Regions from separate parts of the Homo sapiens genome. Here region 2 is linked to region 1. Evidence: read pairs that join two places in POLR2A ChIA-PET (ENCODE). Cell type or tissue: CD4-positive, alpha-beta T cell. All regions are shown on one strand. Each heading gives the region's core, and the rest is flanking DNA. Links, peaks and the distances in the headings are about the cores only. Region 1 holds the start of FAM66C (family with sequence similarity 66 member C). Region 2 holds the start of CLEC4A (C-type lectin domain family 4 member A).

Region 1 (12,578 bases), core at 3,160-11,159:
ACGTCTCTGATCCCCACCAGCCCATCAGTCCTGGAACTCAGAATCCTACATGCAGTAAACATGAAGCTCCAACTCCATAGCTGACTTTACTTCCTTACTGTCCTTCTGCCATTTGGTGTTGCAGGTGCTCTCCAGATCTGGACTTATTGGCTCCCCTACCTTTACCAAGTGAACTCAGGATGTATCATTCTCAGTCTTCTCCTGCCAGTCCAAAGTGAAACTCACCAATACGGGCATAACCTGGATGGGCTTCCTTGGAATATTTAGAAAACAATGAGCTTGCTCGGGGGTGGTGTGAGCTCTAGGAGTAGAGTTACAGTCTCCCATGGAAACCTGAGAGGACTTAGAATATTCCCAAAGGCCTAAGCTCTCCAATCTGTCCTGGAAACATCAGGAATGATATACTCGGTCTTCCTGAGGCTCCAAAATTTTTCTAAATAAACTCAGAGGTTACAGAACGATTTTTCTCTTGGGAACTGAAGTGGAGTTATTTGCCTTCTGCCAGCATCTCACTTTTTTTTTCTCTAAGTTAGCTTTTGAGCCCAGAAGTAGATATTCCTTGTATTTGATTTACACAGGGAGCTTCCTAGAATGCCCGTGCCTCTGGATATTTTCTGCATTCACTCAGGTATTGACAAAATGCTGCAGTTCTACTGAAAATCTCTGAAATGACCATTTGATCACCTGAGTAACTTTAGAATGTGTCTTCTATGGAAGCCCTGGAGCCTCCCTTCTGGTATTTCATACATTGCTGGTACCAAGTACCCAGGGTGAAACCCTCCATCAGACATTGTTGGCAATTCCAGTATGGAGATGACACTAACGTGATGGGGCTCAAGAATCAGATGGTAGAAGACCAGCTGGGAGGTGAAGTCTCAGTAGGCTAGGGGCTTAATGTTCGACGCACACCAGACTTCTGAGACTCAGGAGGCAGGTGTGGATCTGTCTGCCCAGTGCCTCTCATCTACAGCCTGGACCAGCTATTTCTTGGGGTGAACTACTGAAGGCTTTTGTACGACCTGTGTCAGGCAAGACTCTGGCCAGACCCTTTGCCATAGTCCATTTGTAATGTATTTCCACATGGCACAGGTATCTCCACTTTTGCCCATGCTCTCATGTGGCTCAGAATTATTCTCCCTACTGCCACTCTTCTTTGCCATCACAGAATATATTTCAAGATGTAGCCCTAAGCTTCTCCATCTAATCAATAACATGAGGGCTCGTATGGGAATATTGCCACAGGCTTACAGGAATATTTCTTAAATATCTGCTTTTTTATTACTCTCTTCATTAAATTGACATTTATATCATCACCATTATGATTGTTATTAATGTTATTATTATATTGGTACAGTTCTTTATCATGGATATATTTGTGGTAGTTTTTATGCAATGTTGAATAATTTTTTTATGTTCCTGAAGACTGTTGAATTTGCTGAAGATGATTAAAAGACAACCTTAAAACATAAATACCACAGCAACCCCAGGACTCCTACTGTACTGCCTGGTGTCCTGTAGAAGAATGGGCTTCCTGAATTATTCTTTTATTTTTCAGGCAAGTACCTATTCATACCAGCATAGGAGACTGATGAAGTGCACCCTCATCTTGCCATGGGCTCAGAAAGAATTCATACATATGCTTTATGTGATAGCAACTCTATGTGTAGGCCTGTGAGCCCCAGAATGCACTTTTTTTTTTTTTTAATGTTTTTTTTTTTTTTTTTTTTTTTTAATTGATCATTCTTGGGTGTTTCTCGCAGAGGGGGATTTGGCAGGGTCACAGGACAATAGTGGAGGGAAGGTCAGCAGATAAACAAGTGAACAAAGGTCTCTGGTTTTCCTAGGCAGAGGACCCTGCGGCCTTCTGCAGTGTTTGTGTCCCTGGGTACTTGAGATTAGGGAGTGGTGATGACTCTTAAGGAGCATGCTGCCTTCAAGCATCTGTTTAACAAAGCACATCTTGCACCGCCCTTAATCCATTCAACCCTGAGTGGATACAGCACATGTTTCAGAGAGCACAGGGTTGGGGATAAGGTCACAGATCAACAGGTTCCCAAGGCAGAAGAATTTTTCTTAGTACAGAACAAAATGAAAAGTCTCCCACGTCTACCTCTTTCTACACAGACACGGCAACCATCCGATTTCTCAATCTTTTCCCCACCCTTCCCCCCTTTCTATTCCACAAAACCGCCATTGTCATCATGGCCCGTTCTCAATGAGCTGTTGGGTACACCTCCCAGACGGGGTGGTGGCCAGGCAGAGGGGCTCCTCACTTCCCAGTAGGGGCAGCCGGGCAGAGGCGCCCCTCACCTCCCGGACGGGGCGGCTGGCTGGGCAGGGGGCTGACCCCCCCACCTCCCTCCTGGACGGGCCGGCTGGCTGGGCAGAGGGACTCCTCACTTCCCAGTAGGGGTGGCCGGGCAGAGGCGCCCCTCACTTCCTGGATGGGGCGGCTGGCCGGGCGGGGGGCTGACCCCCCCACCTCCCTCCTGGACGGGGCGGCTGGCCGGGCAGAGGGGCTCCTCACTTCCCAGTAGGGGCGGCCGGGCAGAGGCGCCCCTCACCTCCCGGACGGGGCGGCTGGCCGGGCCGGGGGCTGACCCCCCCACCTCCCTCCCGAGCGGGGTGGCTGGCCGGGCAGAGGGGCTCCTCACTTCCCAGTAGGGGCGGCCGGGCAGAGGCGCCCCTCACCTCCCGGAAGGGGCGGCTGGCCAGGTGGGGGGCTGACCCCCCCCACCTCCCTCCTGGATGGAGCGGCTGGCCGGGCAGAGGGGCTCCTCACTTCCCAGTAGGGGCGGCCGGGCAGAGGCGCCCCTCACCTCCTGGACGGGGCGGCTGGCCGGGCGGGGGGCTGATCCCCCCACCTCCCTCCCAGATGGGGCGGCTGGCCGGGCAGGGGGCTGACCCCCCCACCTCCCTGCCGGACGAGGTGGCTGCCGGGCAGAGACGCTCCTCACTTCCCAGACGGGGTGGCTGCTGGGCGGAGGGGCTCCTCACTTCTCAGATGGGGCGGCCGGGCAGAGACGCTCCTCACATCCCGGACGGGGTGGCAGGGCAGAGGTGCTCCCCACATCTCAGACGACGGGCGGCCGGGCAGAGACGCTCCTCACTTCCCAGATGGGATGGCGGCCAGGAAGAGGTGCTCCTCACTTCCTAGATGGGATGGCGGCTGGGCAGAGACGCTCCTCACTTTCCAGACTGGGCAGCCAGGCAGAGGGGCTCCTCACATCCCAGACGATGGGCGGCTGGGCAGAGACGCTCCTCACTTCCCAGACGGGGTGGCGGCCGGGCAGAGGCTGCAATCTCGGCACTTTGGGAGGCCAAGGCAGGCTGCTGGGAGGTGTAGGTTGTAGCGAGCCGAGATCACGCCACTGCACTCCAGCCTGGGCACCATTGAGCACGGAGTGAACGAGACTCCGTCTGCAATCCCAGCACCTCAGGATGCCGAGGCTGGCGGATCACTCACGGTTAGGAGCTGGAGACAAGCCCGGCCAACACAGCGAAACCCCGTCTCCACCAAAAAAATACGAGAACCAGTCAGGCGTGGCGGCGCGCGCCTGCAATCGCAGGCAGTCGGCAGGCTGAGGCAGGAGAATCAGGCAGCAGTACCGTCCAGCTTCAGCTCGGCATCAGAGGGAGACCGTGGAGAGAGGGAGAGGGAGACCATGGGGAGAGGGAGAGGGAGAGGGAGAGGGAGAGGGAGAGGGAGAGCCAGAATGCACTTTCTTTCACCAACTAGTCCACCTAACTTTTCTAAGTCAAATCCCCTCTCCATGCTTGGATAGGTCATGAATGGCTTTCTGTTACCTACCTAAGATGAAGGGATATTGCTAAATCAGGTTTGTGGCCAAGAAACTTTTACCTGGAGTGGCAGGAGAGGGCCTATCTGTTCACCAGAGTGTCTGTAACTTTTCTTTTTTCTTCCTTTTTATTTAATTAATTAATTAATTAATTTATTTATTTATTTATTTATTTATTTTTTGAGATAGAGTCTCGCTCCGTCGCTCAGGCTGGAATCCTGATCTTGGCTCGCTGCAACCTCCGATTCCCAGGTTCAAGCGATTCTCCTGCCTCAGCCTCCTGAGTAGCTGGGATTACAGGTGTGTGTCACCATGCCCGGCTAATTTTTGTATTTTTAGTAGAGAGGGGGTTTCACCATGTTAGTCAGACTGGTCTCAAACTCCTGACCTCATGATCCGCCTGCCTTGGCCTCCCAAAGTGCTGGGATTACAGGCATAAGCCACCGCACCTGGCCTCTGCAACATTTTCTAAGTCAGTATAGAAGCTCTTTGAACCACCTTTTCAGTCGAAGAACTCATGAAAAAGTCCTCCAAGAACTTGTGACCTTCTGGAAATTGTCAAAATCTCTACAGGTGTCCAGAGTCATCTAGATCTGTATTGCAAGCCACTGACTGGGTTCCAGCATTATTAAAGCAAATGCAAAATATGCCATGCCCAGCAAAAAAAATCCAGAAGCCATGGTATTTAGCTGTTTCCATCTTTCTTCCCTCCTGCAGTTGGGAGAGTACTGAGTATCATGCCCTCCTGCAGCCTCTGGAGGACATGCCAGTGCCTAGAGGTACCAGTAGAGAGGGGCCATGAAAGAGCAGATGACAGCCAGGTAGCTGGGAATGACATTGTCCTGGGGCTTATTGCTTGTCATGAACTCTGCCACTGGGCAACATGTGCAGGTGTGGACCCGTGCCTTCTCTGGATCCCTGCCCCATCAGCCAGCTGTCTTATCTCCTGAAAGCTGGTAGGTGTTGGTCAGCATGGTGTTCTAGGACCAGGGTTATATTAACATTCCCTCTTAGGCTGAAACACCAGAAGTTAACACAGGAGTCCACAGGTGTGCACATACTAACCTCCAGATTGTTTTTCTTCTCGTTCTAGATGTTCATCCTTGCTTTTGGGACTTGAAATAACCCTACACAGCCAAATATTTATGCCTATTATCCACTTATGGAAAACTTATATGTCCCAAGTCCATAGGGTTAGTATTATTATCAGTATTAAAACCATTAGTACTAGTATCATGATGATCATTATTCCTGTTAATAGCCATCAATATTTTTATTACTGCCATTGTTAATATGGATTTTTCATTATTGTACAGCAATGAATATAGTTTATCCATTCACAAATGGTGTTCAGTTACCAAAGATGTCCAACAAGGCATGTTCTACAGACATATACATACACAGCTGTCCTGGAGACCCAGCTTTGCCACCAATTGCTCTTTCGTAAGATGAGATCCCCCAATACCCACCAGTTTTTCAGGACTCGACCTGAGCTGGCTCAGCTAGACCTGGAAAAGTTTCCTATGCCCAAATGTACTTGGAAAAATTTAAAAGTCTCTTCAGAGGCCCAGTAATAGCTTTTGGCAGCTTCTAAGACCAGGGAGGGTTTCTTGGCCATCCAGAGCCATTCAAATATTCTAAGTAAACTCAAGGATCCAGAAACCCCACTTGCAGTCATGAAATACCAGTGAATGGCCTCTGTGAGTCTCTTCAAGTTTTTCAAAGATGACTGCCTGGGAAGGCTGGCCAGGAAGTCACCCAAGCCCAACCTTCTGCAGGATGTTCTATGTCAGCCAGGGACCCAGTGAATTGCCATTGAACAGAAGGGAGGAACAGAGACAGCATGCCTGAGCTTCTGGAAACATTCTAAGTGTCCTTGTTGGCCCAGAAAAGACTGGTGCTACCATATGAGGCACAGACTTGGCAACCTACCTACTCCAGGAACCACAGAAGGTTTAAAGGTTCCCAGGAAGTCCCAGGAAGGGCAGCCATGGCCCTTTAGAGCCATCAGATTGTATTCTAAGTCTACGTGGGAGACAGTGCGCTTAGCTTCATAAAAACACCAGTGGAGGTGCTAACACTTGCCCCAGTATCCAGTCTTTTCTACCTCATCTCAGAGCCAGGCAGCCACTATTTCCCAAAGCTGCTGTGCAATGAAAGGGGAATATTCTAAGTGCTCTCCTGTGCCCACGAAATTCTGTGGCTGTGCTGAAAGACAGGAGTTGTCCTCCGGAATGCTCTTCAGAAATCTGACAGCACTGGTCAAGATTAAAGAAGCTCAATTCAACGTCATACAAAACCAATCCCCCCCAAAAAAAAAAAAAATGCATAGTGAGACAAAATGAACACACCTGCTAATAATCATAAATGACAATAATAACAACAATGATGATCTTAGTGATAATGCCACCAACACTGTTAATGGCAATAACAATAAACCTGAGGTAATGAGTGTTAGGGTCCCGATTCACCGATGTGAAGGATGGCGACAATTTCTGGCCTCACAGAAATAAAGGAAAAGTAAACACCTGGAGGAGGAGGAGGTGAACCTGGAGCTCCCGCCGGCCTCTGGGCGCTCCTTGGTGGAAGGAGAGGGTCTTGGTCCTGAGCCTGCCCGGGATCCACCTACACCAGAACCCCGGAGTCCCAGTCCCTGGATGGGCTCAGTCCCACCCAGGCCAGACGCCCCGGAGCCCCGTAGCCCGGGTCCTCCAGCCCTCGCTGCCGCCTCTTCTCGCGGAGCCGGGGCCGCCCCCGCGCCACCTCAGCCTCTGCGGGGCTCTGGGAGGGCAGCGCCGAGGATGCTCCGGGCCCAGCGCGGGTATCCGAGCCCAGAGTGGGTATCCGGCCTCAGGCGGATACTGACGCCCTGAGGGCGCGGAATAGGGCGGCCTGCGCAGGGCCCGCCATCTCGGGCCTTGCAAAAAGAGCGGCCTCTCCAACGCCCCTACCGGAACCTCCCCGGAGGCCCCAGCCCCAAAGCCAGGGCGATGGCGCCTCCCTGACCATGGGTGAAGAAAAACTCAGGTCCTCCCTGGAGACCCGGCCCGCCGCGGGAGGCAGACCGCGCATGCGCCCTGCATGGCCGGAAAGATGAGTTTCATTGCCCTCTGCCTGCCATGAGGTGGCAGCACAGGACGTTTGGCCTTAGCGGTGGACCTGAGTCTGAATCACTGAAATTCAGGGGTAGATTATTCAGTACTTTTCTTTTGGAAGATCAAATGGAAATTGAGTACGATATCTTGTGCTTTAATTGAAGAAGATGGAAATAAAGAAGCAAATTCAAAAATCAGTATACAAAAGTCGATTGATTCCCTCTATGTGGAGGGAAGATGAGCTTGAATAAGAGAAGCATTCTGTGTTACGCTTTAATAATGGCTGGAGATCTGCCACCATGCATTTGTCAAATCCCATAGAATTTCATAGCACAAATAGTACATCTCAATGTGGCTCAGGAGTACATATAATGTCAGCCACAGTTTGTGGGTAAATTACATATTTAATTAAATAGATTAAACAATAAATAATGATATGAGCTCTGCCTGGACACAGTCCTTGCCTCTCCAACCAGTTTGCCAAGGGCTTGAATTTCTTGCTCATTATCCTCACACTTGACATAAACCCTGGCTGCAGAGTAAAATCAATCACTTGTGGAGATTTTTTAATATATTGATTTGTCAACTTCAACCACGGATAAGGCCATTTAGCCTTAGTAAGGCCGATCGTATTAAGATTGTGCCTGTTTGGCAAAATTTCAAGTCATCCCACTTGATATTCAGGAAACATTTTCTCTTGAGTTTTAGGTTCAGTACTGAGGCTCCTTCACGGACAATACATTTTCCAATTCTGAGGACAAGGCAGAGGAGGGCCCCTCTGTGAGAACTTTCATTTTGCTTCGGGAAAAGTACATTGAATCGAATATAGGAAAGGCTTGCAAGGTGGCTGACAGGTTCGGCTGTTTTATCATGCTGGTGTTTTATCTTCTGGACTGCAGTAAAAGGAGCACAGCTGTGTCTGTCTCTGTGTAATAACTCAGGACTCACCTGAATAAAATGTGGGGTGTCATGAGATGAACTGCTACTTCCAGTTAGAGAGGCTCCAGGGACAAAATTTCAAGAGCCTTCTGAGGGATAGAAGAGAAGAGCTGCCTTATTCTCTGATCCCAGGTAACTGCTCAGAGACAGAGGCAAGGGCTGCGGACACCCAAATGCATATACTAGGGGTCTTTGATACAGCCTCCATTTCCCTGCTAAATCTATGCAATGACACACTGAGAAATCTAGCAAGTGGGGCTGAAGATCCCTGGTGTGTCAACTCGAGGGTTGGATGGAAACAAGTGGTTTTAGTGGACGTTGAAGTAAAGGGAGGTGAGCTGTGAGGAAAGAGCTGTTAAAGACTGGGGAGACTCAGAAGTTGGGGTAGAATCTCGACCAAGAATCTCACCCAAGGAGTGCAGATGCAAATCGATTTGTTAGGGCTGCATAAATGAAACAAGGGCTTCGCCAACATACTAAGTTTTTTCAACAACAGATTGTATTCTTTCAATATTTGTAAGTATTGATCTTTTGGAAAAGTTTAATGAGATTTCTTATATAATTCTGCATTCAATTTATTCCCTGGTCACTTTACTATTATGCATTTATATGCCACATTTTTATGAATAGATATTTTCTCAAATTTCTGAATTATTTTGCTAAAGTATGTGTTAAGAGTTTTTTCTAGAGGTCCACCTTCTTGACTCACTTTTCTGATGAGAAATCTATCAGGTTTCTCCACAGTGATTTTCAAGTTTGATAGCTCCTCAATGTGAGAAACTTAATGTCAACTAAGAAATGAATTACCACTAAAGAATTTTCTCCTTTCAGGATGCTAACCATGTTTTGTCCAGTGTGAAATCTCACATGTGCCACAAGTGTTGCTCTATGAAGAAAGGATTTCTCATGATTTTTCATTGCATAACTTCTCCAGTAAGAAGTATTTGGTATTCCAAGAGAATTCATTGCCCTTGGAAAGACTTTCCCTTCTTATTTAGCTTATGAAGGCTTTCCTCTCTTATTTTCCATTTTAGCAGCATTTTATCACTCTGTTTTCTTGTGAACATCAAGCCTGGTGCTTGGCTGAATGTTTATTCACAGAAAATACAAATAAAGGGTTCATCCAAGTAAAGTTTTCTCATGTTATTTGACAATAAATTGCAAATAAAAATATTTTCACACTGAATGCAGAGTTAGAGATTCTCTACCTGAAAGTCCCACATGTTTTAAGTTAAAGCTGTTGCTGAAGACTTTTAGTTGACTATGTTGACAGTTTCAGCTCTCTCATGTCATTTATGCTCAGATCACTAACAAGTCTTTGGTACATACATGTCATACAATTTCTCTTCCATATGAATTTATTGATGTGGACTGAAGAATAAAGGTAACTGAAGTATCTTCCATGTTGATTCCAGTATTTCTTCAAAATATGAGTCCTTTGGCATGTTTAGATGCTACAACTACAGCTGAAGTCTCTTCCACATTCCTTACCTTCGTCATTCCTAACACAGTGTCATCTAAAGTCAGAATATGTTCTGAAGAAGTTTATAATTTTCTCTCCAGCGTGAATTTTCTGATGCTATTTAAGACTAGTACATTGACTGAAGGCTTTCCCACATAAATGGCATTCATATGGCTTTTCTCCAGTGCATGTTCTCTCATGTCATCTAAGGTCGGAAGACAGACTGAAGGCCTTCCCACATAGAAGACAAGCATGTGGTTTCTCTCCAGTGTGAATTATTTTGTTTCCTCTAAAGCCAGAGCTTTGACTAAAGGCTTTCCCACTTTTATCACATTCATAACACTTTTTTCCAAGGTGAGTTCTCTCATGTCTTCGAAGGTTAAAGGATTGAATAAAGGCTTTCCCACATTGATGACACTTATATGGTCTCTCTCCCGTGTGAGTTTTCTCATGTCTTCTAAGGTGAGAACACTGAGTGAAGGCTTTTCCACATAGATGACATGCATATGGCCTCTCTCCAGTGTGAGTCATCTTGTGCCGTCTAAGGCGAAAGCAATTAGTATAGGCCTTTTCACATAGATTACATTGATATGATTTACCTTTAGTATGAATTTGTTTATGTGGTTTAGGGGAGAAAAGATTACGAAGAGATTTTCCACACTGTTTGCTGACATAGGGTTTCTTTCCACTGTGAGTTAACAAACGCTGAGTTATTGTGGAACTGTGAGTGCAATCTTCTCCCGAATCATTACATTCAAAAGGATCCTCCAGAATGAGAGAGTTCTCCTTTGGGACAAAGATTAAAAGCTCTTAATGGTTTACCCACATATATCTATACATTCATTTCACTACCTTTGAATCCTAGACCAAACATTCAGTGGTAGACCCCAGTTGAAAGCTTTCCAATGTTTCTTGTGTGAAAGGAAATTAAATTTTGGGACCCCAAACTCATTTAACCAAATGGAAAAATCAAGCTGGGAACTGGGTCACAGAAACCTGCCTCCCCCTTCTGGTTCCTAAATAATACGGCTACAAGATGAAAAGCTACACGCCTCCCCCATATTTTGCCCACAAGGAAATTCCTCATGAGCTGTTAAAATTACACCATGGCAATGCAAACTGATAACTTGTCTTTACAGGTGCAGTCATCCCCAGTTCACCAGACACAAATGCATATCTGATTGTTTCCCTGCCCAATTTTGCCTATGTTGTCTTATGTAAAATGCAGCTTTCCTGCATTATTCCTCTGCCTCATTTGTTTATGTCATCTTATGTGAAAAAATCCAGATTCACTGAGCCAGAAAAATGCATGAATGACTATTTTTTCTACCTACCTTTTACATGAAAATTGTGTACTTCTCAATATCCCACCCTTTCCCCTTTAAATTTGGAGCCTTCAAAATCTTCTTTGGAGAAAGGCATACACCTGTCCCCTGGGTGCATGTCCTTAACTTTGGCAAATAAATCTCCTAAAATGATTGAGACTTGTCTTGTCATTTTTCTCGATTGACATTTGCATACACATTATCTCCTGCAGACACAGATATGTTCTCTTCTGTAAGATCTCAACTGCAGAGTTATTGCATAATTGTGATGATATCAATATCTTTCAATGTCTGGGCATGAGCAATGTATATGCACTTGTTCTATTTTAGAGATCTCATGTTATGGTTTAGAACACAGTTCAATGTATTCACTAAATTCAAAGTATTCAATTTTTTTTTGCTTAGAAAGCACTTAATGCCAGCCTAATTACACTCAGGTGATTGTGCTTCATTACTAACTTAACCCATTACCATGTCTTTAACTTAGATGACTGGTGTACACAGCTATAAAACTTACCATTGTCATACTGGTGGATGCGTCTTTTCTGGTGATAGGATGCATGGATATCATGTGTTTTTTCTTAAGGGCACTTTCCCTGTCTGAAATAATTGAAAAATAAATTGTTACATTGGTATTATGGTAATAAAATTGTTTGAAAAGCCCCAAGGCCCATTTACTTTTTTTCAAAAGTTGACACTTAGATGTGGCAAGTGTGTCAAATGAAGAAACTACTTGAATAGAAGAAATAGATTGTACAGTGTCGGCAATTAGAAAAGATTTTTAAAATTAAAATGTGAAAAGAGTTAAAATGGAGATGAGATATCAGGCAGGTAAATAGAGGGATAGTCTTCACAGGGGTATCAGGGAAAGAGTCAGCATATGAAAGTTTAACCCCAGCCAAGTACATGAATTATCCTTTTCCTAAAAGTGAAAGAAAAGTAAAAAAAGAGGACACAAGAGTAGCATCTGACACATGAACAAAATGACAATAACATCTAAGGAATTCTGCTCCAGTAGCCTAACCTACATTTTAGAAATTATCACTCATTTAATAAAACCACTAATTAATATTCAACTGATATTATTCATTGACAAAGCACCTCCTCCTATTAGAGCACAGGACCCTGTTGCTTACCTGGATTCTGGTCTTGAAGAAATTCTCTTCCTTCCCGCCACAGCTCTTTTCCTTGCTCCAGCTGCAAAATTATATAGGATTTGCTTATCTGGTACCCTGTTAGTGGAAAGAATACATGTGTTTTGAGTTCACTGTCAATAAATGTGCATTATCACCAAGTGTAAGGCAGGCTATCAAGGAAGAATAAAAACAGTGAAGGTCAGCTCAGGCCACAAGACCTAGAACACAGAAAACTCCCCAGGACTTTTCTGACCCAACATGAGACTGGAAAATAAATCTAAACAAAAGGGCCATCAGGAAAAGGAAATTCAAAACAGTCAGGACCTATGAATGCTGAGTCCATGCCTAAGTTCCAAGACACAATGCATAATACACAATCTTTTCAGAAAGAGAGTAATTAAATCTCTGCACAGTGTGTTTATTATTATTCTCACACAGAACAAAAAAAAATTCGATTTACAAAAATAATTGGTGTTCTATATGGAAAAGATATTGCTATTGTTTTCACTAATTGGTCTCAGCCTAAGCATAGACTAAAGCAGAAGAGTTATTTAGAAAATATTTAATTTAATACATTGAAAATATTCGTTAAGTTCCCAGGTCTGTTATGAGTATTAGAGACTGAGTACCAAAGAAACCATGAAATCCTTGTCAAGACTACATTCTAATTGAGTGACAAACTAAATAAAATAAAATAAAAAGAAAGATATTTATTTCAGATAGATTTAGAAAGTTCAAACTTTTTTCAGATGAGATCTGTGAGAGAAGCAGAGAAGAGATTAGAGTGAGATATGGGGAAGCTGTTCTAACACTTATTGAAT
Region 2 (12,578 bases), core at 3,171-11,170, 53 kb after region 1:
AACAATGAAAATCTTCAGGAGATATGCAAAGCAGAAACCCTCGTGCAGGCCCGAAAGAGAAAGCGAACCAGTATCGAGAACCAAGTGAGAGGCAACCTGGAGAATTTGTTCCTGCGGTGCCCGAAACCCACACTGCAGCAGATCAGCCACATCGCCCAGCAGCTTGGGCTGGAGAAGGATGTGGTCCGAGTGTGGTTCTGTAACCGGCGCCAGAAGGGCAAGCGATCAAGCAGTGGCTATGCACAACGAGAGGATTTTGAGGCTGTTGGGTCTCCTTTCTCAGGGGGACCAGTGTCCTTTCCTCTGGCCCCAGGGCCCCATTTTGGTACCCCAGGCTATGGGAGCCCTCACTTCACTGCACTGTACTCCTCGGTCCCTTTCCCTGAGGGGGAAGCCTTTCCCCCTGTCTCCGTCACCACTCTGGGCTCTCCCATGCATTCAAACTGAGGTGCCTGCCCTTCTAGGAATGGGGGACAGGGGGAGGGGAGGAGCTAGGGAAAGAGCACCTGGAGTTTGTGCCAGGGCTTTTGGGATTAAGTTCTTCATTCACTAAGGAAGGAATTGGGAACACAAAGGGTGGGGGCAGGGGAGTTTGGGGCAACTGGTTGGAGGGAAGGTGAAGTTCAATGATGTTCTTGATTTTAATCCCACATCATGTATCACTTTTTTCTTAAATAAAGAAGCCTCAACACAGTAGATAGACAAAAAAAAAAAAAATGGAAATTTTATAATTGAATAATATAATAACCAAAATAAAAAGCTCAGTGGATGGACTCAGCAGAATGAAGGGGATAGAGAGATTAGTGAATTGGAAGACAAAACAACAGAAAATGTCAACTGAGCAACAGAAACAAACTAGACAGAAAAGGCTGGGCACAGTGGCTCACGCCTGTAAACCCAGCACTTTAGGAGGCTGAGGCGGGCGGATCACCTGTGGTCGGGAGTTCTAGACCAGCCTGGCCAACATGGCGAAACCCTGTCTCTACTAAAAATACCAAAAAAAGGCTGGGCGTGGTGGCTCACACCTGTAATCCCTGCACTTTGGGAGGCCGAGGTGGATGGATCACCTGAGATGAGAAGTTTGAGACCAGCCTGACCAACATGGTGAAACCCCATATCTACTAAAAATACAAAAATTAGCAGGGCATGGTGGCGCACACCTGTAATCCCAGCTACTCAGGAGGCTGAGGCAAGAGAATCGCTTGAACCCAGGAGGCAGAGGTTGCAGTGAGCTGAGATCGCACCACTGCACTCCAGCCTGGGCAACAGAGCGAGACTTCGTCTGAAAAACAAAAACAAAAAAAAAACAAAAACAAACAAAAAAACCCACAAAGAAACAAAAAAACTAGACAGAAAAAAAAATAAACAGAGCCTTGTAAAGTGACCCCAAATGTGTATACACCAAACAAAGCTGCAAAATGTATAAAGCAAAACTGATACAATTGAAAGAGGAATTGACAAATATACAATTATAGGTGGATACATCAACACCTCTCTCTCAACCATTGACAGAACTACACAGAAAATCAGCAAGAACATAGAACTTATAAACATCATCAATTACAAGGATCCAATCCACATTTATAGAACGCTCCACCCAACAACAGAATACCCATTCTTTTCCAGTGCCTCTGGAACATATGCTGAAACAAACCATATCTCGGGACATTAAATAACATCGACTAATTTAAAATTGCTGAAATCATATCGTTTTCTCCAACCACAGTGAAAAGAAACCAGAAATTAATAAAAGAAATAACACAGGAAAATCTCCATACGCTTGAAACTAAACAACACACTTTTAAATAATCCACGAGTCAAAGGAGATGTCTAAAGGGAAATTTTTAAAAATACATTGAACTGAATGAAAATGACAATACAAATTATCAAATTTCATAGGACACTATTCTCCAATCAAAGGAACTAGGGCTCCTCAAAGAAATATCTGATTCCAGGATAGGGACATGAAATGTACAATGTGAGTCTCAAGCATTTTGCAGTCCCAGAAAGTGAGGAAGTGCTAAACCAAAACAAAAGAAAAAACACGTGGTGATATGTTAAAGGGTCACAGGAGTCAAATGAAAAAGTTCCCAATGTCCAAAGCTGGAACTACAAAATAGAGCAGTATTGGATTATAAACCAAAATTTAAAATAAATATCCATGAGTTGGACACACAGTGGGGAACAACACACACTGGGGCCTGTGGTGGAGGGAGCAAGCCGGGGAGGGAGAGCATCAGGAAGAACAGCTAATGGATGCTGGGCTTAATACCTGGGTGATGGGTTGGTCTATGTAGCAAACCACCATAGCACACATTTACCCATGAAACAAACCTGCACATCCTGCACATGTACCCCAGAACTTAAAAGTTGAAGAGATATATATATATATAGATATATATATCTCCATGAGTACATGCAGATATAACTAAATGATTATATAAATAAATAAATGGAATAAAAGAGACAAATATCACCTGGACAAAATTTCAAATAAATTATATAGATACTTGTGATGGTTAATTTTATGTGTCAACTTATCTAGGCCACAGTGCCCAGATATTTGGCCAAACATTCTGGATGTTTCTGTGAAAATGCTTTTGGATGAGATTTACATTTAAATTGCTGGACTTTGAGTAAAGCAGATTGCCCTCAATAATGTAAGTAGATTTCATCTAATCAATTGAAGATCTGAATGGAACAAAAAGAGGGACCTCCTCTGAGCAAGAGGAAACTCAGTGGACTGCCTTTGCACTTCATCTGCAGCACTGGCTCTTCAAGGTTCTGCAGCAGATGGTCTTTGGACTCAAACTGCAACTCTTACTCCTTCCTGAGTCTCCAGCCTGCTGACCATGACTGATACCATAATCCACCCTCATGAATGGAGAGCATAACTCCCCAGTCCTTAAGTGTGGACTGAACCTTCCAAAGAGTGTAGTATGGAAAGGGGTGGGGAGGGAAAGAGTAACTTCACAGTGGAGAAACTTGACAAACACTACCTTAACCAAGTGATCAAGGTCAACATCAATAGTCAAGAATCATTTTGATAATATATGCCCTTGATATGATGTAATGAAAATAGCATTTTACATCTGTGATCTTCCTCCCAAAAACCAATAATCCCAGTCTAATTATTAGAAAAACATCAGACAAATTCTGATAGATGGACATTCTATAATATACCTGACCAGTATTGCTCAAAACTGTCAGGGTCATCAAATATGAGGAAAATCTGAGAAACTACCACAGCCAAGACGTGCCTAAAGAGACATGAGAATTCAATGTAACGTGGTGTTCTGGATGGGGATCCTATTACAGAAAAGAAAATGAGGTGAACACTAAGGAAACCTGAAAATTGTGAATTTTAATTAATAATATACCAATATTAGTTGATTAGTTGTAAGAAGTATACTATATTCATGTAAGATGTTAACAATAGGGGAGAGCATGTGTGCAGAGCAAGGGAAAAATGAGATCTCTTTGCATTATCTGCTCAATTTTTCTGTAAATATAAAACTGTTCTTAAAAATAACCTATTGGCCGGGCATGGTAGCTCACTCCTGTAATCCCAGCACGGGGAGGCTGAGGTGGGAGGATTGCTTGAAGCCAGGAATTCAAGAACAGCCTGGCAACATGGCAAGACCTTCTCTCTACAAAAATTCAAAAAATAAAAATAAAATTGGCCAAGTGTGGTAGTGGGCACCTTTGATCCCAGCTACTGGGAGGCTGAGGTGGAGGATTACTTGGAACCCAGGAGATCAAGGCTACTGTGAGCTGTGGTCACACTACTGAATTCCAGCCTGGAAAACAGAGTGAGATCCTATCTCAAAAATAATAATAATAATAACAATAATCTATTAATTTAAATAATTTAAATAATTCACATCCATAAAAAAATCATCATCACATTTTCATCACATGGTTTTAACTGATATGTGAAAAAAAGAGCAAATGTGTATAGAAAGTTCCGAAAGAAGCAAAGGTCGAAGAAGTCTAAAAGCAATGTAACCTTTTTCACAATTAAGCTTCTATTTTTTTCCATAGACAAATTAAAGATATATGAGTACATATACGAATTTTAGGACCAGGCACCGTGGCTCACGCCTATAATCCCAGCCCTTCAAGAAGCTGAGACAGCCACATCACTTAAGCTTAGGAGTTCAAGATCAGCCTGGGCAACATGGTGAAACTCCATCTCTACAAAAAATACAAAAATTAGCTGAGTGTAGTGGCGTGTGCTTGTAGTCTCAGCTACTCAGGAGGCAGAAATGGGAGGATCACTTGAGCCCGGGAGGTCGAGGCTGTAGTGAGCCATGTTCGCACTACTGCACTCTAGCCTGGGCAACAAAGTGAGACCCTGTCTCAAAAAAACAACAACAAAAGAATTTTATGTCCTATATATTTGTTTTTTTGTCTTTTGGGTTTTTTTGAGGCGGAATCTTGCTCCGTCGCCAGGTGGAGTGCAGTGGCACAACCTCGGCTCACTGCAACCTCTGCCTCCCGGGTTCAAGCGACTCTCCTGCCTCAGCCTCCCGAGTAGCTGGGATTACAGGTGTGTACCACCATGCCTAGCTAATTTTTGTGCTTTTAGTGGAGACGGGGTTTCACCATTTTGGCTAGGATGGTCTCGATCTGTTGACCTTGTGATCCACACGCCTCAGCCTCCCAAAGTGCTGGGATTACAGGTGTGAGCCACCATGCCCAGCATGTCCTAGATATTTGTACATTTGTAGCTTAAATTATTGTGAGACTCAACTTTTCAGTATGATCTACCTGGGAATCTTACTGGAAATATTGATTTGGGATCCTTACATAGTACATTCAGCAACTGAATTCTAGGCACATTAATTTTTACCTTCCACGGGCATATTTTTTTTCACACACTCCAATGTTGTATGAACCAGCTCTTTTGTAGTCTTTTTTTCAAGAAGCTGAGAATATTTTTGAAAGAAAACTGGAAAAGAGAATAAAGACCATTTATTTTCCTGGTAGCATTATGACTTTGCTCTTTATCGTTACTTTCTTGCATTCTTTATTGAAATAAAACTTACAAATGCCCTATTACTGGAGTAGAGGGAAAAGATTTCCCATACTGAAACTATAGATATCTCTAGGAATAGCTGAAAGATCAGTAGTTGGAAGAGGACACAACAGTTCCATCATAATGGATCTAAAGGGACTCCACATTCTCCTTCAATACTTAATATAAGATGCATGCAAAGGCTAACTCTTGGGGGTGGGGGGATGCAGGGCAATAAACACTTGTATTTAAGGATGTGCGCACCCTGGGACTTTGGAGCAGATGGGAGAGGGGCAAATTAATTCTGAGGAGTTCTGGGTTACCTTGAAGAATGGAGAATTTTAAAAAGAACCCCACATGGATCAAGAGGGCATTATTTTCTTCCTCTTCTCTCCATTACTCTCTCCATCCCAACTGGCTCTTACTCCTCAGCACACCAACGCTCTCATGTTTCTCCCAGTTTAAAACTAACCCACCTCTCCCTCTAGAAACTGAACTTTTGGCCGGGCACATTGGCTCACGCCTGTAATCCCAGCACTTTGGGAGGTCGAGGCAGGTCAGGAGTTCGAGACTAGCCTGGCCAAGATGGTGAAACCTCGTCTCTACTCAAAGTACAAAAATCAGCTGGGCGCAGCGGCAGGTGCCTGTAATCCCAGCTACTCGGGAAGCTGAGGAAGGAGAATTGCTTGAACCTGGGAGGCGGAGGTTGCGGTGAGCTGAGATTGCGCCACTGCACTCCAGCCTGGGTGACGGAGCAAGACTCCATCTCAAAAAAAAAAAAAAAAGAAATTGAACTTTTTGTCTTTCCTCCCTACCTTTCATTTGCTCCTTGACCCATCATAGTCTGGGTTTTACTTCCACTATTTCACTAAAACCATCCCTAAAGTGGATCCTCAGTAATATCCTAGGGTTACTTAGTCCTCTTCCTATTTGACTTCCTTAAAGGCTTGACCCCAGTTGCCTTTCCCCTTAGCTCTTGGGACACTACTCTTTGTTGTTTTTGTCTTACCTTTCTTGCTGCTGCTTCTTACACTCTTTGATGAGCTCCGTTTCCTCCATCCACCTCTTTTAAAATGTAACATTTCCCAGAGTTCCATCCTTATCCGTCTTTCTCATACTAAGTTATCTCCGTGAGTGATATCATATATTCCCACGGCATCACCTGCTACCTCTATGTGAAGGACTTCCAAAGCTCAGACCTCTCTCCCTAAATCCAGACAAATGTGTCTCCCAGTAGACACATCCATTTGAGGTTCTCACAGCCATATAAAACTCAACATGCCCAAAACTTAAATCACCATCTTCCAACCCAAACCTGCTACTGATCCTATATTGTCTACCTCTTTGAAAAACTTAATGATTTCTGAGTTTACAAAGTCAGAATATTGGAGCCATACTTTACTTCTCTGGGTCCCTTATTTCCCAGAACTGAATATTCATCAAGCCTCTACCTCCTTTATCATTCAAAATTACTTCATCTTCTCTTTTTTCGCTAACACTAGCCATAGATCAGTCTGACAATATTTCTCAATTGAATTAATGAATTATCCTTCTAACCTCTCTTTCCCTCCAAATTTGTCCTCATTTATCCATTTTCCACACCTCTGTAAAAATCATGTTTCTATAAGTCCAATCCAATTATATCAATTCCCTGCTTAAAATTCTTCAATTTTCTCTATGACTGTGACATTGCAAAAATGGCCACAACTTTCAACATACCCTGTATCTACACTGCTTTGCAATGTGATTTTGCAGCTTCTTCAATCAAGAAATGTGGTCTATTTCTCCACCGCCTGGATCTGGGCTGCCTGTAAGACTTCTTTTGGCCAATAGAATGTGCAGGAGCAACTCTGCGCTAGTTCCAAGGTGAGATTTCAAAAGGCCTTGCTTACTTCCGCTCTCAGTCTTAAAAGCCTGCCAGTTGCCATGTGAACAAACCCAGGCTACCCTGATGAATGATAAGAGAAACGTGGCCAAATCTCTCCTGCCATTCCATCTAACATCCTGTTCCTCAGAAGCTAAGTTGCCTGTGGCCAGTACCCAACCACATATACATGAGTGAGTTCAGCCAGGACTGGGGAAATCTCCCAACTGACACCAGTCTCAATTGCCAAGACACAGATTTATGAGCTAAATAAATAGTTGCTGTTTTAATCCACTAAGTTTTAGATTGGCTTATTAACCAGCAAAAGATAATTGATAAAATAACCTTTAGGAGGGAAAAAATCCAAACTCTTTATCATGATATACAGCAGTCTTCATGATCTGAGTCCTGTTTCTTTCTGCCACCTACAACTTCATTTCTTAGTTCTTTACTTAGCACCATATGTTCCAGTCATGCATACTTACGTTTCCCCAAATTCCATGCTCTCTCATATCTCTAGGTCATTCTTGGTACACACAGCTCTAGATGTCACCTCCTCCGGAAAGCCTACCTCAGCCTCTTGCACTTATTATACTTCTTAACTGTACAACACTTACCATACAATGTTATAACCACTGGTTCATTTTATCATTCTCTAAATTTCTTGAGACCAGGGGCTGTGGCTCTGTCTTGACTCTCTGTCTGGCACAGTGCCTGACATACAGTAGATGGACAATACTTATGAAATGACCAAAGAAATTAATAAAGAATCTACCTAAATGTATACTGCTTTTTATGCCTTTTAAAAATTTTGAGCCAGGCGTAGTGACTCATGCCTGTAATCCCAGCACGTTAGGAGGCTGAGGTAGGCAGACTGCTTGAGCCCAGGAGTTCAGGACAAGGCCAGGAAACATGAGAAAACCCTGTCTCTACTAAAAATACAAAAAAAAAAAAAAAAAAAATTAGCTGAGCATAGTGATGCACACCTGTAATCCCAGCTACTTGGGAGGCTGGGGTGGGAGAATCGCTTGAACCTGGGAGGTGGAGGTTGCAGTGAGCCAAGATTGCACCAATGCACTCCAGCCTGGGTGACAGAACCAGGGGGAATAAAACTCAACAAATGCTGAAAGCCAAAGATACGCAGCAATCCACCTAATTTGCAAAATTGACTTTTAGATCCCACACAGTCTTGAGCAGGGCAGGAATAATCAGAGTAAAAGCCAGTGGAGAACTCTTCCTGAAATATTTCTTCCCATCTCCTTGTTGTCTACCTGCTCATCCCAAAACATAAATGTCTGTGCATTCAAATCAGACTGGCCTGATAAATGCTACCAAGGAAACATAGATTTGTCCTCACTTACATAGTGTCTAGTATAGAGATGATGCCCCATAGATTTCACTCTACAACACAAATACATACACCCACATTTATGCTTCAGTTTCTCTAAATGAGAAGGGATTCCATTATTTTTACAGGACAGTAACTAAATCCAAATAAAGAGCAAAATTCACAGTGGATTCCCATGAATTATGTCTCCCCAGAGAAAATTTCATTTCAGATTTCTGGATAAGCTCATTTTCAAAAGTCAGTTTTTAAAGGATACCCTCTGTTCATGGACAGCAGATATTGCTTATTGGTTCAGTTGGCATACTTACTGACAAAAGCAATAAAGAATGAGATTGCCAATAGCAGGAAAAATATCAACAGTGAGGCACAAAGCAGCTTGGGGAATCCGGTATTACTTTTGTGAGGGGCAGTCCTCTCCTTGGAAGCTGAAGAAGAAGCCAAATTAGTTTTATCAGTAATAAGTTTGGTCTTTACTTCCTCTTCTTCCTCCTCCTCTTTCTCTCTCTTTTCTTGGATGACACACAGTTACTAACGGTATGACATTTGAAATCACATGAGAATAGGAATAGAAAGGATATAATAATATTCACTGTAGAAACTTTAAAAAATACATAAAAGTACGAATTCCTACAATTGAGGATAACTGTTATGCCATATAACTTATAATATACCATAATATTTTGGTATATATCTTTCTAGCAATTTTTTGAATGTATATATACACATATGCAAATTTTCCCACGATTGACATACCATAAATACTGATTTCTGACCTATTATTTTCCTTTACACTATATCATGAACATTTTTCATACCATTATATTTTCTTCTTTAACACTCCTTATTATGGTTGCATAGTATTTCATCATATATTTAAATAATGGTTTCCAACTTTAAATAATGCTATAGCAAATAAATCTTTATAATCATTCCTCATCACATGTTTAGAATAAAGTCAGTCTTTTTAGTTACCATCTCATGGTTAGGAATCACTTTCTTCGAGTTATGATATTTTGTCAAATGATGGGGGAAAAAAATTCAGTATTATATAATATGATTACATTTTTAGTAAAATACATATGCACATTATATGTATTTGTATGTGGAAGGATATTCACTAAATTGCAAATTATGATTTTCTCTAGATGATAAGAGTAATTATAATTCAAATATCTGTGTACCTCTGGTTAATTTTTTCTACAATGAACATTAATACTTGTGTAATAAAGAAATTATATAAAGTTTTTAAGGAGAAAAAATTTCCCTAAGTGCTCTCCACACCTTCACAGAGGTATTTTAGAAAGCGTAACTATAGTCCTGACCCCTTCCCCCATAGTTTCTTGTACTCTATATACATTCTTTTCTCTCTTTTGCTCTATACTTGAGATATCACACATGACACCCAAATCACCTTGCATCTACTCCCAAACGTAACAGAGTCTGTCTCAGAGATGCAACACGCAATAGGTTCTCTGATTTCAGAAAAAGTTTCCTGGAGATTTAAGAGACTTTCTTTGTAGACTTTCTAGTCTTTCATTTGCAAAGGCCTTTTGTTACATTTCCATCCATTACCAACAAATATACCCTCACCACTGTCCACCCAAACTCTTTCCCTCTAACTGATCAAAAAACAAATCTCACAAATTCATCAGGACCCCCTGCATCTGGATTGATGGTTTCAGAAGCTGTACTCAATCTCTTAACCCCAGCCCCACTCAGCCTCAGAAAACACAGGGGCATCAGAGCACTCGCCTTAGCTCAGAACTGGAGTGGATTTCTCTCACCTCTGTTTCAGTAAGCAGAGTGGAGGCTGAAGAGAGTGGCACAAAATCTTTTCTTCTCCACAATACAAATGTACACCCCGTAATGCGTATCTGCAGGCCACTCAATCTTCTGGGACTCTTGTGTTTCCCAGACATACTCAATCAGACAACCAGCAACTGAAAACACCTATGCCTTATTCATAAACCCTCTCCTCATCCTTCACCTCGTCATTCACTCTGACCCCTAGAAAATGATCTTTACCTGCAGAAGAGGCTGTGTTGATGCCTGAGGACTTGAATTCATTTTTGAACCTCACTTCAGCATAAGTGATTTCCGAAGTCATAATGGGAAGAGAGCTTCTGCTTTCTTCAGAAAATCTGTTTCAGATCTTTCTTAAAACATCTTATAAACAGGAACCAAACATGGTGGTAAATTACCTCCTTCCTTTCACTCAACTAGTGGAGAGCAGAGGCACCAGATAGGCACATATCCTCAAGAGGGGTCTCATGAGAACTAAGAACCACAATAAAAACTAAAAACCGCAGTTCACAGAAGCCCTTTCCTCAGGACCAGTATAGTGAGAATCACAGCCTTGAAACAAATGCAAGCAAATGCAATAAAAGTGGGAACTCAAAGGGTTGCGGAAAGAGGAAGAAAAATAAAAGAAGAACCAAGCACTTAGAGTCTTTCTGGAGAACTGCGTTTTTCACCAGTAAAAAATACAATTTCTGTGCTTCCACACACAAATGTAATTACTTTTGACCAAACATCCTGAACATAGACTTATGTTGCATTCATCTCATCAATTTTGACTGATCAGGCAACTTGTTAGTACCACATTCTAAGAGTATCATTGACACAAAACTCACATATCAGCCTCCCCACCTTCACGAATTAGTTTCCTGTAGCATGGTGGGGATGGCAAAGTTTAAACCCCATGTCTTCTGAAGCTGTTCCTCCATGCTCTCTGTGTTTCCTTGTTGGTAACTAACTCTATCAAAAGTCTGCATTCATCTTGCTAGAATCTCCAGAAAGCAGCTCCCTTTACTGGATGTTGGAGGAGAGGGAAGGCCAGCCTTTATTCCATGCTTCCCTAACCTTTTAATCGCCACATCACCTCCAATATATATGACTATTTTTTAACAGTTAGGAGAATTATATAGAATCACAGTATAGAAGGGGATAAACTTAAACAAAGTACTAAATATGACTTTTTCCAAAGGCCTAGAAGAAAACACTCCAAATATTAAATCCTTCATGTGGAATCTCTCCATAGACATGCTCCCAGCTCACACCTGGATTCTCTGCCCTCAACTCTCCGCAAATGATCCTCCTTTTAATCTCCCCCAGCTGATTCCTTCTCCTGCATAACACACATGCATACATGCATGCACACACACACAAACACACACGTCTATATTTCTATATTATTTCTATATCTAAATATATTGAACACCATGAGTTCACACTAATTCCTCTAATTCCAATCTAACACCACAAGTTTCATTCTAGTTTTCTCCCTTCCCACATTCCTAACTCCTTTCTGTGACACTAAGAAACCTGCTTTCATTGTCTTTCACTTATTCCTTATTTGATCAATCTCCTGGATGTCGTCAATCTCCCACCTGCTAAGATGTCCCTCTCTTCCTAGTTGGGCTCTGACTCCCCAGTCCAAGCCACCATCCCCTGCGCGGATGCCCTCCCTCCTCACTCTGAGAGTGCCGGCAAAGGGCCAGCCCACTCCCCACCCCCATGAACATCCCCCAACAAACATCCCCCTCACCCTGCCAAGGCTCTGACTCCCTGTGCTAGGCCATTCCTCTGCAGGAAAGCCCTCCTCACTCTGCTTGCACTCTGATTCCTGATGCTGGTCCCCTAGTCACCACTTAGACCCCCTTAGGTTCTAATGCTCCACACAAGGTCACCCTATGGGTGGAAGCCCTCCTCACCCTGGAGGGGTCTGATTTCCTCACCGGGCTATCCTACCACATGGACCACCTCCTTATCCTGCTAAGTTTCTGAAACCCACACCAAGTCCTCCCTCTGCATAGAAGCTTTCTTCATCCTGCTTGGGCTCTGACACTCCATGCAGGTCCTCCATCCCCCAGCAATAATGTCCATCTTACCCTACTTAGGATCTGAGTTCCCTCACTGGGCTACCCCACCACATGGACACCCTCCTTATCATGCTTGGTCTCTGAAACCACACCAGGTCTACCCTCTGCAAGGATGCTCTCTCTCCTCATCCTGCTTAAGTGCTGAGTCCCAACCCCAACTGGGCCAACACTAGGCATGGGTGCCCTCCTCACCTCTCCCACATGCTGACATACATACCAGGCTGGCCCTAGAGTACTCTGCTCAGCCATTTGCGACTCTGACTCCCTATAGAAGGTAACCTCATACATGGATGCCCTCCTCACCCTGCTTGCACTCCAACTCACTGCACCTGACTATCCCACCACATAGATGCCTTCTTTACCTCTCAGACTCTGACCTCTCACATCAGGCTACCCCTACTATGGACACCCTCCTCAATCTTATCCTCTGACACCCTGCACTGGGCCATTGCCAGGAGTGGACAT

Evidence for each region. ChIA-PET counts read pairs that join two places held together with the same protein. Peaks named below come from ENCODE experiments on the same cell type or tissue, not always from the same donor. Only the 100,000 strongest peaks of a DNase experiment are listed, where the experiment ranks them.
Region 2: POLR2A ChIA-PET joins it to region 1 with 6 read pairs; 1 of 35 experiments calls an interaction of 5 or more read pairs at or near these places.

Annotation. Positions count from the first base shown.
Region 1 is chr12:8,174,503-8,187,080 of GRCh38, reverse strand. It overlaps ZNF705A (zinc finger protein 705A), which reads right to left. Exons shown (of 6, transcript NM_001004328.3): 4 at 11,758-11,853; 5 at 11,139-11,221; 6 at 7,035-10,082. The coding sequence ends at 9,498. FAM66C (family with sequence similarity 66 member C) reads right to left here and starts at 6,872. Exons shown (of 8, transcript NR_026788.1): 1 at 6,329-6,872. RefSeq lists enhancers at 6,009-6,508, 6,704-6,833 and a silencer at 6,434-6,553. In CD4-positive, alpha-beta T cell, for the core only: a CTCF peak has its summit at 6,946 (motif pointing right); a DNase peak (open chromatin) is centred at 6,740; H3K4me3 peaks cover 727 bases; H3K27ac peaks cover 265 bases.
Region 2 is chr12:8,121,640-8,134,217 of GRCh38, reverse strand. It overlaps CLEC4A (C-type lectin domain family 4 member A), which reads right to left and starts at 10,601. Exons shown (of 6, transcript NM_016184.4): 1 at 10,258-10,601; 2 at 8,541-8,657; 3 at 4,856-4,954. The coding sequence starts at 10,339. It also overlaps the pseudogene POU5F1P3. RefSeq lists enhancers at 1-533, 10,682-10,731. In CD4-positive, alpha-beta T cell, for the core only: no CTCF peak of the experiment used is centred there; a DNase peak (open chromatin) is centred at 6,897; H3K4me3 peaks cover 719 bases.